Linked DNA regions of Homo sapiens: region 2 is linked to region 1. A link is a contact called in ENCODE Hi-C or POLR2A ChIA-PET data. All regions are on one chromosome and are shown on one strand. The core of a region is the stretch at or near the end of the contact, and the rest is flanking DNA. Distances in the headings are between cores, read along the strand shown. Region 1 overlaps SIPA1L1 (signal induced proliferation associated 1 like 1). Region 2 overlaps SIPA1L1 (signal induced proliferation associated 1 like 1).

What was found. A loop is a pair of places that touch in the nucleus more often than their neighbours do. ChIA-PET counts read pairs that join two places held with the same protein, here RNA polymerase II (POLR2A). Pooled maps may share reads with other maps.
Region 2: a loop to region 1 is called in a map of posterior vena cava, with 7 times the contacts of the local background. The contact joins two enhancer-like sites. A Hi-C loop is called at or near these places in 5 of 168 maps with a recorded cell type or tissue (Right ventricle myocardium inferior, aorta, endothelial cell of umbilical vein and 2 more) and 6 of 50 pooled maps. POLR2A ChIA-PET finds 5 or more read pairs at or near these places in 2 of 52 experiments (PC-3 and endothelial cell of umbilical vein).

Annotation. Positions count from the first base shown.
Region 1 is chr14:71,535,865-71,542,920 of GRCh38, forward strand. All of the region lies in intron 4 of SIPA1L1 (signal induced proliferation associated 1 like 1), which reads left to right. Among named protein-coding and RNA genes, the nearest start is that of SNORD56B, 140 kb to the left of the region's middle. Within about 2 kb of position 4,092, at least 4 of the 41 ENCODE cell types and tissues checked have a DNase peak (open chromatin) inside an H3K27ac peak, as active enhancers do.
Region 2 is chr14:71,642,717-71,649,772 of GRCh38, forward strand. All of the region lies in intron 7 of SIPA1L1 (signal induced proliferation associated 1 like 1), which reads left to right. Among named protein-coding and RNA genes, the nearest start is that of SNORD56B, 250 kb to the left of the region's middle. Within about 2 kb of position 4,380, at least 4 of the 41 ENCODE cell types and tissues checked have a DNase peak (open chromatin) inside an H3K27ac peak, as active enhancers do.

The DNA of each region.
Region 1 (7,056 bases), core at 2,842-5,341:
CTCGCAAAATGCACGGATTACAGGCATGGGCCACTGCACCTGGTCCCTTCTAGATTTTTAAAAATGGTTTTTAACATAGTGTATCTGTCCCCTGCTACATCTTATCTGATGTCCCTCTTCTTCTGTCTGTTGCCTTGCCATCCTACGGCAGCTTCACGTAACTTAACAATGCTACATTGTAAAATCTAAGGAATTCTGTGCTAAGATCTCTGATTATTCCACTAACATTCTCTCATCCTTCAATTTACAATAGCTTTCAAAAAAAAAAAAAAAAGAGTCTGGCTTTCAAATCATTACACTACAAAGGTTTATGTAAGCAACAGTCATCTCCCTGGATATGAAAGTAGTTGTCCTTTGTGCTGTTTTGATGGCTTCCGAGTGCTTGTTTGTTGGTTTCCTTCTCTGATGCTCAGGATAACTTAGTATGCCACAACCCTCTTAACTTCCAATGGGCTTCTTTTAAGTGTCTATGCTTAACAGAAGCTTTCTCTATGAGCAATAATGTACTTCAACCAGTTGGTCAGTGATGATCCCCACAGTTTGTTGTCTTGAAGCCATTGTGGTATAAACAGAGCAAATGATGAGAGCTTTGTCCTCTGCCCTCTCTTCCAAGTAAAGAGTGTAAAAGTTGTTTTAAAGGAAGTCTGCATTTTGTGGTATCATTCAGTTTTGGAACAGTGTCTATTTAGATTTTAGCCTGGAATTCTTTTGGAAACTCCACCCCTGGAAGAAAATGATTTTAAAAAGAATGTGTTTCAGCAGCTGTTAATGTCAGCAGCAAGAACATAGCACTGTCTTGGAAGATCTTTTGGTTATACAACAGTAGCTTGCTGGATTTCACTTCTGCAGTTGCAGTCCCTTCCATTGAGAGACTGATTTAAATTAGGCGAATATTGCCAAGTTTTAAATTATAATGTTGTATTGTTGGAAAATGCTCAAATGTTGATTCTCTGGCGTTATAATGTGTTTTTAATTTTAAGCATCACATTGAGATTTTAGCATTTAAATACCTGAAGGAAGCGATACGCAAATTTTAACTTGTTAAAAAATATTAATAAGTAGCAGTTGTTTCTTTCTTGCCTGTTTTTCTTTTATGGAATATTTAGATTTTGTATGGTCATATGCAATAGTTCTGAACTCTTGTCTTCTTATGCACAATGTTAGGGTTGTGCATGGGTTGGTTTTCTTGCACAGCTCTCATTAGATTTATTTCAGTTACCTATTCACAGCCCTAATGGTAGTGACATCCCTGTTTATTTACTTCTTGGATTCTTACCAAGTTACAACATGATCTCTTTATCCTTGGGCTGCTGATTCTATTAAGTTTACTATTTCTTTTATTTATTTACTTATTTTTTTGAGACAGAGTCTAGCTCTGTTGCCCGGAGTGCAGTGGCGCGATCTTGGCTCACTGCAACCTCCACTTCTTGGGTTCAAATGGTTCTCCCACCTCCACCTCTCAAGTAGCTGGGATTACAGGCGTGTGCCACCAGGCCCGGCTAATTTTTGGTATTTTTTTTAGTAGGGACAGGGTTTCACCATATTGGCCAGGCTGGTCTCGGACTCCTGACCTCAGGTGATCCAACCGCCTCAGCCTCCCAAAGTGCTGGGATCACAGGCATGAGCCACCAATCCTGGCTAAGTTTACTACTTCTACACGAAGACAGACTGATAGGTTTTTATTTTAGATAAGCAATTCCAGTGTAATCTCTTTTCAGAGGATTTAGATAAAGTATTTTCAGTTGGCCTCCCATTCCTCCTTCTCATTCCTTCAGTGTGGGCGAGTGGGCTATCTTTTTTCCCCTGCATCTTCATTTCCTTTTCTCTCTCTCTCTTTTTTTTTTTCTCCCTTGACAGAGAAGTTTTACTTTCTTCTAAGTGGAGGATGGTAGTAAAAATCAAGTTCAGGTAAAGAATGAAGTTGTGGGCCAGATTTGGGAAGAAAATGAGAGAGAAAAAGAGTTCAGGTGAGGAATTTGTAGTCTTAAAAAGTAAAATCTGCCACTGTTCCTTTAGCTGTTTCTGTGTGACCCTGAATTGGACCAGGTAACTGCCATTTTCTCATCAGGGTCTGAGGATGGCATTTGAGCAATAGCTAGCTTGTCAGTGTTTGTTTTTATAATGCATAGTCAGTTAAGAGTTTGACTGACTTGCTGATTTGTTAACTGCAGGGGGAAAAAAAAGATTCACTCTCTCCTTTCTAATTTCTTACCAGATGAATTCCTCCTTCATCAGTTCTGTGAAGAGGCTATGAAATAATTTGAACAGTTTTTATTTTTAATAATTGAATCTTCTTCCCTACTGTTATACACTAAGATCTCCCTTTTTCTCAAAAGGAGTGAGAAGTTATTTTCCCTTCAGGTTTTAAGGTAAGAATTGGTCCCAGCGAGGTGATTTCTAACTATTCTTACTTTTTTTTTTCTTCAGTCTTCCATAAATTAGCCGAAATAAAATTTTGTTCTGAAATTTTACCAAATTCTTTGAGATTCTTGGAGTCCTCTAGAGGTGGTATGGAGCCACAGCTTGGAATAATTGCTTTAGGAATAATCCTTCCACCTGGTACACAGGGACATCATCCTTTGCAAGGAAGGCGGTTAAATGTGTGTAGTCTGGCAGATTGGGATCTGGACTCCTGAGTGTGTCTCTTCTGCCTTCTTTAGTTTGCTGTTTCAGATCTCTCTGTCCTTATTGCCAAGTCAGGTCTCTAAGCTTCATTGTCAAGTTCACTGTCTTCCTAAGGTTGTAATAGCGGCAGGGTCATGGTGCTTTTTGGAGTTTGTGTCTGTTTTCTGGTGTTTGCTGGATACAAGACGGCAAAGTAGTCCCATTTCTGTTGCAGTGCTTGATAAATGCAGGGTCATGGTGCTTTTTGGAGTTTGTGTCTGTTTTCTGGTGTTTGCTGGATACAAGACGGCAAAGTAGTCCCATTTCTGTTGCAGTGCTTGATAAATGACTGAAGAAAGGAAAAAGGAGAGAAAGAAACAAAGAAAATCTGATTTCTTAAGTAGTTACAGTCTGTTCTTCAGACTGTTTTTTGTTTGTTTGTTTTGATGGTGTTTATTAAATGTGCACATCATTAACTGCAGTCATACAGGGTTGCTTTCAAATCTGGGAGAACACAGTGGTCTACAAAGTAGCTTCTTAGTATTTCTCAACTGTTTTTCAGCACAAGGGAAGATGCACTCATTTTGATTTCCTTCGTTTTTTCCTCCAAGAGCAGAGAGCCGCATTGTTTTTCCTGTGACCTTTATAAAGCCATGTGGTCTGTTTGGAGGACAGTCAGTGCACACTCCATTCAAGGATGCTCTCTACAGTCCTTCCTGCTCCTTGGCCCGTTTTCCAAAATGAGATAATGAATATAAAAACACTCTCTCATAAGCTGTAGAAGTGTCAGAAATGGAGGAGAATATTGTCTTTACTATATTACTCTTTGCTTGTGTGGCCTAGTGTAAATATTCTCTATTCACTACATGATCTCCATTGGTGAAATGGCTGCTTTTGACAATACTGTTTCCAGAGAATAGCTACTTCTCGATTAGGCCAGCTTGGAACTTTTCCAATGGAAAACTATTTGCACATTGAACAAATATGACATATATTGCATTAAAATGAGTTGCTGGTATTTCATAATATTTAGAAGTTGAAGAATCACTGCCCTTTATGTATGGCAGTAAATTTCTTTTGGCAGTGACCATGAAGTTCTTGGCCACATGAGAAATAACTGACCAGAGAGTCTGAATCTAACTTCTTATTCAGAGAGGACTGTTTCTCTGACAGATGGATTTTGTAGCCTTTGTCGAGCTTTTATATAGAATAATGCTTTTTGTTTTGTGATTTAACTCATTGCCCTCAGGCTTTTCAATTTGTATATGTTGATTTGAAGAGCTCTTCCCATGGAGAGATGTGTGACCTGGACTACAGGAAATATAATGTGCAGGAAGAGTTGGGGAGGGGGGCATTTCCTTCCTCGATCTCCCAAAATAGCCAAGTAATTAAATCTATTACTGTAGCTAGAAAGCAGAACTATTGTCTATATTGTCAGCAACACCCTAAGGGTGAAGAGAAGCTGCCTGCCTCTGTGCAAGACATTATCTGAGCAGGCGCCTCATCCAGTGGGACGATGCCATCCACATTTGGAAGCAGGCTGAGAAATGCTTCGGCACTGGCAGCAACTCCTCATCAGAAATGCTCTCTCGCATTTTATAGTAAACCTGTGTTGACTCTGGTGGGGAGCTCTAAAAATACCTTATCATGGAGATTTGACATTTCTTATAGCAGCCGATAGTTTACATTGACAAGCCCCTTGGAATTGTTTCAGAACACTAATCACTTGCTGTCAGCAGCTAGTTCCTCTGAGGGGAAGAGCGGGGCTGATCCTGCCTCTGTTGTGAGACTGCATGATTAGAGGGACATTTCTGAATTCATGTCCATTCCTTCATTTCCAGTGCATACTGAAATCAAAATACCATCAAAGGCTGATAGAACTGATTCACAGAATTTGTTTTTAGGAATTTTGGATTTTTTAAAGTACAGCTAAGCCTGGTGGTGGCTCATGTCTGTAATCCCAGCACCTTGGGAGGCTGAGGTGGGAGAATTGTTTGAAGCCAGGAGCTCAAGAGCAGCCTGGGCAATATAGCAAGACCGCATCTCTACGAAAAATAAAATTTAAAAAATTTTAAAACTAAATAAAAAGTGCTGTGTTATAGCTAGGACAAACAAAAAAAAGGTTGTGTCATTTGTCTTGGAAGTGATGTCTTTGCTGAATGAGAAAAAGAATACAGTGACAAGGGAAGCAGTTTCACTGCTGAAAACATTCTGACTCTTGTTAGAACAGAATTTTCCTCCTCCAAGAGAGATGGTTATTTAGACATGACATTGTTTGAAATTAGGGCAAAATCATGTAGTGTTTTAAAAAAGTACTCAAATATACAGTGAAAAGAAAGCCAAGCTGTAACGCATTAATCAGAACTTATTCATGCTGGCTGGGCAGGGTGGCTCAGGCCTGTAATCCCAGCACTTTGGGAGGTCCAAGTAGGCGGATTGCCTGAGGTCAGGAGTTTGAGACCAGCCTGGCCAACATGGTGAAACCCCAACTCTACTAAAAAGAAAAAAAATTAGCCAGACGTGGTGGCACACACCTGTAGTCTCAGCTACTCAGGAGGCTGAAGCAGGAGAATTGCTTGAACTCGGGAGGTGGAGGTTGCAGTGAGCCAAGATTCTCCAGCCTGGGTGACAGAGCGAAACTCCATCTTTAAAAAAAAAAAGAAGAAGAACTTATTTATGCTATATGGAAGATAATTTTTTCTCTCTCCTTCTGGTGAGAATAATTTGCTGCTCCATGTGAGGTTAAGTTAGTTCCTTTATTGGATCATTTATTAAATGTTAAGTTCTGCCTATGGATGAGTACATTAACCAAGAGGGCATGTTTCATTTTTAGAATAATTGACTAATGTAAGGATTCTAATGTTTATTATATCTATAACAATTCCTCTTTAAGGATAAGTAAATAAAGACCCAAATGCATAGTTACTTGTTAAAAGTAGCAAAACAAGTCATTCAAAGAGCAGGAAACAGATGGGCCAGTGCATGTTTCTTTCTATAAAAGTTAATCTCAGCCAGAAGCGGCAGCTCATGCCTATAATCCCCCAGCACTTTGGGAGGCCAAGGTGAGAGGATTGCTTGAGCCCAGGAGTTTGAGACCACCCTGGGTAACATAGTGAGACCCTATCGCTACATAAATAAGAATTAAAAAATAAAAATTAGCCGGGCATGTTGGCACACACCTGTAGTCCTAGCTGCTTGGGAGGCTGAAGCAGGAGGATTACTTGAGTCTAGAAGGTCAAGGCTGCAGTGAGCTATAATTATGCTACTGCATTCCAGCCTGGGTGACAGAGTGAAACTCTGTCTCTGACAACAGCAACAGAAACATTAAGGTATGTTGACACAATGCATACATCATTCAAAACAGAGATTCTAGTGCCAGTTATTGTGTCATTATTTTTAGATAAGTATTGTAGCCATTGCACAGTAATAGCTCAAGGCTCCCCATTCCATATATTTCCCATTGGATGGCACAAAGGAATTCTAAAACACGTAAGGATCAGTAATAACTTACTGACTTTGGGGTTAAGGGACAGGAGGAAATCAATGGCACGACCATGGATCCAACCTGCTAGAGAATGAACTTACTTCCCAGTCCCCCAACTCCTTATTTCTATATTTTTATTTTTTTAGAAATAGGGTCTTACTCTATCACCCAGCCTGGAGTACAGTGCACAGTCGTAGTTCACTGGCAGGCTTGAACTCCTGGGCTCCAGCTCAAGCCGTCCTCCCCACTCAGCCTCCCAAGTAGTTAGGTGTGCACCACCATGCCTGGCTCCTCCTCCTCCTCCTCTTCTTCTTCTTCTTCCTCTTCCTCTCCTCTTCCTCTTCTCCTCTTCCTCCTCCTCCTCTTCCTCCTCTTCCTCTTCCTCCTCCTCCTTCTTTCCTCTTTCTTCTTCTTCCTGCTGCTGCTGCTGCTGCTTCTTCCTGCTGCTGCTGCTGCTTCTGCTTCTTCTTCCTGCTGCTGCTGCTGCTTCTGCTTCTTCTTCCTGCTGCTGCTGCTGCTTCTGCTTCTGCTTCTTCTGCTTCTTCTCCTCGTCGTCCTTCCTCTTCCTCCTCCTCCTCTTCCTCCTCCTCTCTTCCTCCTCCTCCTCTTCCTCCTTCTCTTCCTCCTCCTTCTTCTTCCTCCTCCTCCTCTTCCTCCCCCTCCCCCTCCTCCTCCCCTTCTTCTTCCACTTCTTTCTTCCCCTCCTCCTCCTCCCTCCTCCTCCTCCTCCTTCCTTCTCCCTTCTCCTCCTCCCTCCTCCTCCTCCTCCTCCTCCTCCTCCTTCTTCTCTCTCTCTCTTTTTTTTTTTTTTTACGAGATACAGTCTTGCTATGTTGCCCAGGCTGGTGTGGAATTCCTAGGATCAAGCAATCCTCCTTCCTGCCTTGGCCCAAAGTGCTGGGATTACAGGCATGATCCTCTGTGCCCTGCCCCTTCATTTCTTCTGTGTTCTATTCTTAACTTTGTAT
Region 2 (7,056 bases), core at 3,130-5,629, 110 kb after region 1:
TTGGGGAGGGGATAAAATAATTAAACAATTAAAACCACAAAAATGACTCTGATGTCTTTTTAATGTTTAAGAAGCAGGAGGAAAGATTGAACATTAAGTAGAAATCTGGAAAAAGAAAAGCTTTGTATTTATGGATATGAAAGCTACAATATCTGAGTTGAAAAGTACACTGGACAGAATTAACAGCAGATTAGACATTGTCGAAGAAAGGATTAGTGAACTTGATGACATAGCAATAGAAACAATTGCCAAAAAAAAAAAAACAAAAAACCCAACATCAATATACTGTGAGACAACTTCACCTGACCTAATATTCATATAATTGGAGACCCCAGAGGAGTTAGGAACTACCTGAAAAAGTAGTTGAGGAAATAGTTCCAGATTTTCCACATATGATGCAAGCAGACCCAAGAAACTCAATGAGCCCTAAGAATAAGAAGCATGCAGAAAATGACACCAACAGATATCATAATCAAATTGTTTCAAACCCGTGATACAGAGAAACTCCTAACAGCAGCCAAAGGGAAAAATCTTGATTTTCAGAAGAAAGGTTATCAAAATAAACAATGAACATAGGAAAAGTTAGATGACTTTTTTAGTCGTTAGAGAAATCCAGAAGAAAGCATAGCAATACAGTTCTCAGATGTTTACGTCTCAGAGTCCCTTCACCCTTTTAAAAGTTAAAGATCCCAAAGAGCTTTTGTTCATAAGACTTTTTTGTGTGTTTACCACATTACAATCAAAACAAATTTTAAAATGTTATTTTTAAATAAAATGATTACATTTTACATGTTAATATAAGTAACATGTTTGTGAAAAAAGTTTTCTAAAATGAAAAACTAGTGCAAAGAAAGTATCGTTTTTGCAGATCTCTTTAATGTCTGGCTTAATAGAAGGCACTTGGACTCACATATGTGCATCTGCTGTCAGTCTGCTGCAATATGTTGTTTTGGTTGGAGTAAATGAAGAAAATCTGTCCTCACAGAGTTTATGTACTTGGAGAAAGAAGGACTTTCATACGGCCTTTTCAGATAATTGTGGATATTTTCCTTTGATATAACACCAAAACTCAACAAGTGGTAGTTTTTGTGTGTGTGTTTTTTTCTTTTGAAATGGAGTCTCACTCTGTCGCCCAGGCTGGAGTGCAGTGGCACGATCTTGGCTCACTGCAACCTCTGCCTCCCAGGTTCAAGCAATTCTCATGCCTCAGCCTCCTAAGTAGCTGGGATTACAGGCGCCCACCACCACGCCCAGCTAAATTTTGTATTTTTAGTAGAGACGGGATTTCACCATGTTAGTCAGGCTGGTCTCAAACTCCTGACCTTGTGATTTGCACACCTCGGCCTCCCAAAGTGCTGGGATGACAGGCGTGAGCCACCATGCCTGGCCAACAAATGGTAGTTTCTTAAAGGTTGATAGCTATGTGGAATCTGAAATCATGAGTTAATCTGAAATCATTCTGTTAAATGAAAAATTCATTGACTTTCATGCACTTTGAATGAATCTTTCTTTTCCTTTTTCTTTAATTTTTTTTGAGACAGGGTTGCACTCTATTGCCCAGGCTGGAGTGCAGTGGCACAATCATGTAATCATGGCTCACTATAGCCTTGCCCTCTTGGGCTTAAGCCATCCTCCCACCTTAGCTTCCAAATCCTGGGACTGCAAGCCCATGCCACCATACCCACCTGATTTTTTAATTTTACAGAGACAGGGTCTCACTGTGTTGCTCTGGCTGGTCTTGAACTCCTGGCCTCAAGTGATCCTCCCACCTTGGCCTCCCAAAGTGCTAGGATTACAGGCATGAACCACCATGCCTGGCCTTGAATGAATCTTTTATTCATGCATGATTTTGTAATTTCATACAGCAGTCATTTGGAAAAATTGGTTCTCTTATGGAGATTTTATAAGTGTTTGTTTAGTTTACAATAATGAAAATATTCCATTGATCTTATTAGAAAAAGAGTTAAGTGTTGGGAAACCCTTAGGCTCATGGTGATAGGTGTAAGTTTCCAAAAATTTAAATTTTGCTTTAGAGCTTAAATTCTATTATGTCAGGAAATACTGTGAGTTGTTTTTCCTGAAGTAACAGGCTCCCCTTTATATTTTCAAGACAATATCTCCCAAATACACAAGCCTGAATGACTATAGTTTGTCTCTTGTTTGTTCTTTCATATGAAAATAGTGATTTTAGTTAGGTTTTTATTGCTGCTGTAACAAATTACTCCTACTCAGTGCCTTAAAACAACATAGATTTGTTATTTTACAGTTCTGTAAGTTAAAAATTAAATATTGGTGTCACTGGGCTAAAATCAAACTGTGTCCTTTCCGGGGGCTCTAAGGGTGAATCTGTGTTTGGCCTTTTCAACTTCTGGTGGCTGCCCGTGCACCTTGGCTCATGGCCCTTCCTCCATCTCCAAAGCCAGCAGTGTTGCCTCCCTTTGACCCTGCCTCCATTGTCTTTTCTCTTTTGTCTCCGTTGTCTTTTTCTGATGATCATCTTGTCTTCCTCTTCCACTTTTAAGGACCTTTCAGTTATTGGGCCCATCTGGATAATCCTGGCTACTCTCCCCATCTGTTAATTGGCAATCTTAAGTCCTTCTATAATCTATGCTCCCCTTTACCATTAACATTACGTATTCACAGGATCTAGGGATTAGGAAGTAGGTGGGTTTGAGGAGAAATTACTCTGCCTGCCAGTCTTCTATGAAAAAGACACAAAGTTCATCTTGCAACTCAGTTGAACAAGTGCTTTTCCTTGAGAAAGCTATCATAAAGCACTTTAGTAGGCAACAGATGCTTTATATATACGCTGCATTTCATCACATGGAATATTAAAAAGCATATACTCAAGTGTCTAGATTTAATACAAGTTAATATTTTACTGCTTCATCAAGGACATTCTTAACTGGGTTTTTATTTGGGGAAGGGGTGAGTGTATAGCGGAGAAAAAGAATGCAAGGAGTGCTGGTATAGTTTGGAGCCACTGCTTGATTCATGCAAAAGTGCCAGCAGTTTGACTCACCATGAGTGCATATGTCCGTGGAAAATACCAGATTGACTCTTAATAGTGTTTTGAAGATAGTTTTGATGTCATGATCCATCACTCCCCACAAGAAGGTTCTCAGAGATGCTCAAGAGTTCACAGTCCACACTTCAAGAACTGTTGCACAATGAAATACCTCATAGTGACTATTTTAAATTTCTAAATTTAATTAGGCAATAGTAGAGGTTTCATAAGAATGTAAGAATTGAGTTGTTCTCATCGTTTGTTCTACCCCAGTGGCCGCTTTCTGGCCATGATACCAGGGAAGATGAGGTAAAATGCAAAACTTCTGAAGAAGACTGAGAACTTGGTTATTCACATCTCTTTCTTCTGGTACAGGGCTGTGACTTTATCGTCCATCTTTCCAGGAAGTTATGGCTGTTTAAGTCAGATTGCACTGTCTGTTTCTTTCTTTCTACTTTTTTTTTTTTTTTTGAGACGGAGTCTTGCTCCGTCTCCCAGGCTGGAGTGCAGTGGCGCTATCTCGGCTCACTGCAAGCTCAGCCTCCCGGGTTCACGCCATTCTCCTGCCTCAGCCTCCCGAGTAGCTGGGACTACAGGTGCCCGCCACCACGCCCGGCTAATTTTTTGTATTTTTAGTAGAGACGGGGTTTCACCGTGTTAGTCAGGATGCTCTCAATCTCCTGACCTCATGAGCCACCCGCCTCGGCCTCCCAAAGTGCTGGGATTACAGGCGTGAGCCTGCAGTGTCTGTTTCTTAACTCTGTGTTAAAGTGCCTATTGTATGAGAGGAAGAGCAAATTTATGTACTGTTGTTTCCCAGCTGTGGAAGCTCACAACACTTTTAGTAAGTGTTGAAAGACCCCTTTACTTTGTTGAGATTTAAGACCTTCATCTCAAATATAGCCCTTGTCCCATTGGACTGACCACCATCACTTTTGTATGTACAAACATTTATTGAGTGCCCAGCACTTCCCTCAGTGCTTCATATGAACAGCTGATCTGCAGGCATGAATTATGGTACCATTGCTAAATGACCCAGAGGTTATCCAAAGCAAAATGCTAAACTGTGGATAGGAGGGCTTCTGGTGTCATCATAACTCTATTTTGATCATTACCTTAAAGTATTGTATATGTAGATCCATAAGCCCACGTAGGTATGTTTGTGTGTTTCTGAGACAATAAATACTGTTTTATATAACCTCAAAGCAATCCAAAATCCCCACATCATGGCTTTACAACTCCATGTACATTAGCTCCTTCTCTTAGAATGTTCCTGATTACATTTACTTAACTTCTGCTTGTCAACATCTCATTCTATCTGGGAGCATGGCTGCTAAGGATTCTAGGAGCCTGAGTTCGGAGAATGCTACCTACCTTTGATCTAATTGGAGTAGAAATCAAGATACAGTCACATTGTCACCTTTGAGGATACAGCAAGTGATATTTGACACAGTTTCAAACCAGAGGAAACTTGACATTGTAAGGAATTTCCTAATCCTCTTAAAGGATCATTCCTTTCACAACTGGCAAAACCGGTTTGTTCTGTCAGCAGGTGGAGCTCACTAGGGTATAGAATTCAGTCAAAAGAGGCACATTGTCCTGTCCTTGAATTCTGCTTGTCCACTACTTTGGGGGATGTTTTCTTATCTTCTTTCTGCAGGAAACTTTTTTTTTTTTAATAAATGAATCTAAATAAATTAATCCTTTTGAGTGTTGCACAGTGAAATCTTAGGCCTCTATCTATGAAGTTTTAAATAGGCACCCACAAATTCAGTGTCGCTGTAATGCTTTCCATTAGTCAGGGTGAGTTTTGTTTTACCCTGTTGCAAGCGAAGGCTGTTCTGGAAGGCATAGCCAGACAGCATGTAACTTAAAGCCCCTTCCTGTCTACAGATTGCTTGATCTTTTTGTTCTCCCTGGAGGGAGAGAGTCAGGTAATGTTCAGCCCTGGAATCTGGCTGTATTAAGGACTTCTTTTGTAATAGACATCGAGACTATCTCTCCCTTTTTATTTGTTGAGACCTAATAGGGTACTTAGCTCAATTCTAAAGCCAAGATGAAACCTTTACCTGTGGGAGCGTTCCCTTCTAAGCATTAGCCACATTCAGCCATTAGAAGCAGGCCCGCTAAGAAAGGGGTTAAATGTCAGTAGTGTGCAGCAAGTTTTACCCTGATTTTTTTTTCTTATGTGTGCTATACAAAAATGAACTAAGTCCCGAATGTGTGCCTGTTCATAATCAAGGTAGCAGTAGGTCAGATTGTATGCTGTTTTAAAAATATTCCAGGACAGGCACAGTGGCTCATGCCTGTAATCCCAGCACTTTGGGAGGCCGAGGCAGGTGGATCACCTGAGGTCAGGAGTTCAAGACCAGCCTGACCAACATGGTGAAACCCCATCTCTACTAAAAATACAAAAATTAGCCAGGCCTGGTGGCGCATGCCTGTAATACCAGCTACTTGGGAGGCTGAGGAGGGAGAATCGCTTCAACTCCAGAGGCGGAGGTTGCAGTGAGCCAAGATTGCGCCATTGCAATCCCGCCTGGTCAACAAGAGCGAAGCGAAACTCCATCTCAAAAATATATATATATATCCAGGAACCCTCCTGTCTATGCACAATGCAAAGGCTGTTGAGCTTTCTTGTCAGCTAAGCAGGGTGCAGGGGAGGGAGACAAAGCAAGCAAAGGTGTTTTTTTGTTTGTTCATTTGTTTTCTCCCCTGTGACATTTTCCGTTATCACGATTTGAACCATTTGATTTGGAAAGCTGAAAATGGTAGTTCAGGTTCGTAGTCCCTTAATATAAAGTGGCAGGGCTGGCTGTGTTTCAGAATTGAGGAATTTTCAGATTTTAGAGGGATAATAAAATGTATGACCCATATAGTAATATTCCCAGTGAGATCTGGGGCAGTACCCCACAATCAATTATGCAGGGGAAACATGAATATTCACACAAAGATGAATAAATTAAAAGTACTAATGTCAGCCCCATGTCAAGTTTTGCTGCCAAATATGTTTGCCTAAATTTGCTTTCTACCTTTCAACTTCAGAATTGCAAATAAGAAGTTGTAGACATATGTTGCAGCGGTTGTCCAAAGACAAACCTGGTTGAGTTCTGGTGATAGTTAATGGAGCTGAGTCACAGAACTGACTCTTTATGATCTTGTGTCTCTCCCTACTGTACTAGTTCCTCTCTCTTGCATTCTCTGATCTCTTTGCTCATCTGTCAAACAGGGGTAATATTTGCCTTGTGGGCTATTGTGAGAGTAAGAATTTAATGTATGTTAAACACTGCACGTAGTGCCTGGCATATGATAGGTATTCAATAAATGTTAGCTATTAAAATTTCACCTCTTCTCTTCCCCCTTTTATTAGATAAAACCTTACTGATGTGGTGGTTGTAATGACACTCTGGAAATAGGATTAAGTGATAAGAATTGTCCCAATGTCATTGGAGAATTCAAAGTCCAATTTTTTTTTTTTTTTTTTTTTGAGACAGAGTTTTGCTCTGTTGCCCAGGCTGGAGTATGTGGTACAGTCATGACTCACTGCAACATCAATCTCCCGGGCTCAAATGATCCTCGAACCTCAACCTCCCGAGTAGCTGGGACTACAAGTGTGCACCACCACACCTGGCTAATTTTTGTACATTTTGTAGAGACAGGGTTTTGCCATGTTGCCCAGGCTTGTCTGGAACTCCTAGGTTCAAGTGATCTGCCCCCCTCAGCCTCCCAAAGTGCTGGGATTACAGGCATTAGCCACTGTGCCCAGCCCAAAGTACACATTTTTATGTTGAAAACTCATTGCTTGTTAAATGATCAGTAACACCTTAAAATTTCTTTGCAAAATGACTGGACTTTTCAATGATGAATAAATGTTTTGATTAATGTTATAAGTAAATCTCTTAATCCTTCATTTTAACTGCATTTGAGGAAGAAATATTTGCCATTAGCTGATTTGCCATTGTGAGGCCTCTTTTAAAGTTTCTCTGCAGACACTCATCCTTTGGAAAACTATTTGAAAGAGAAGTTGCTCTAAGTACAGTATTGATGAT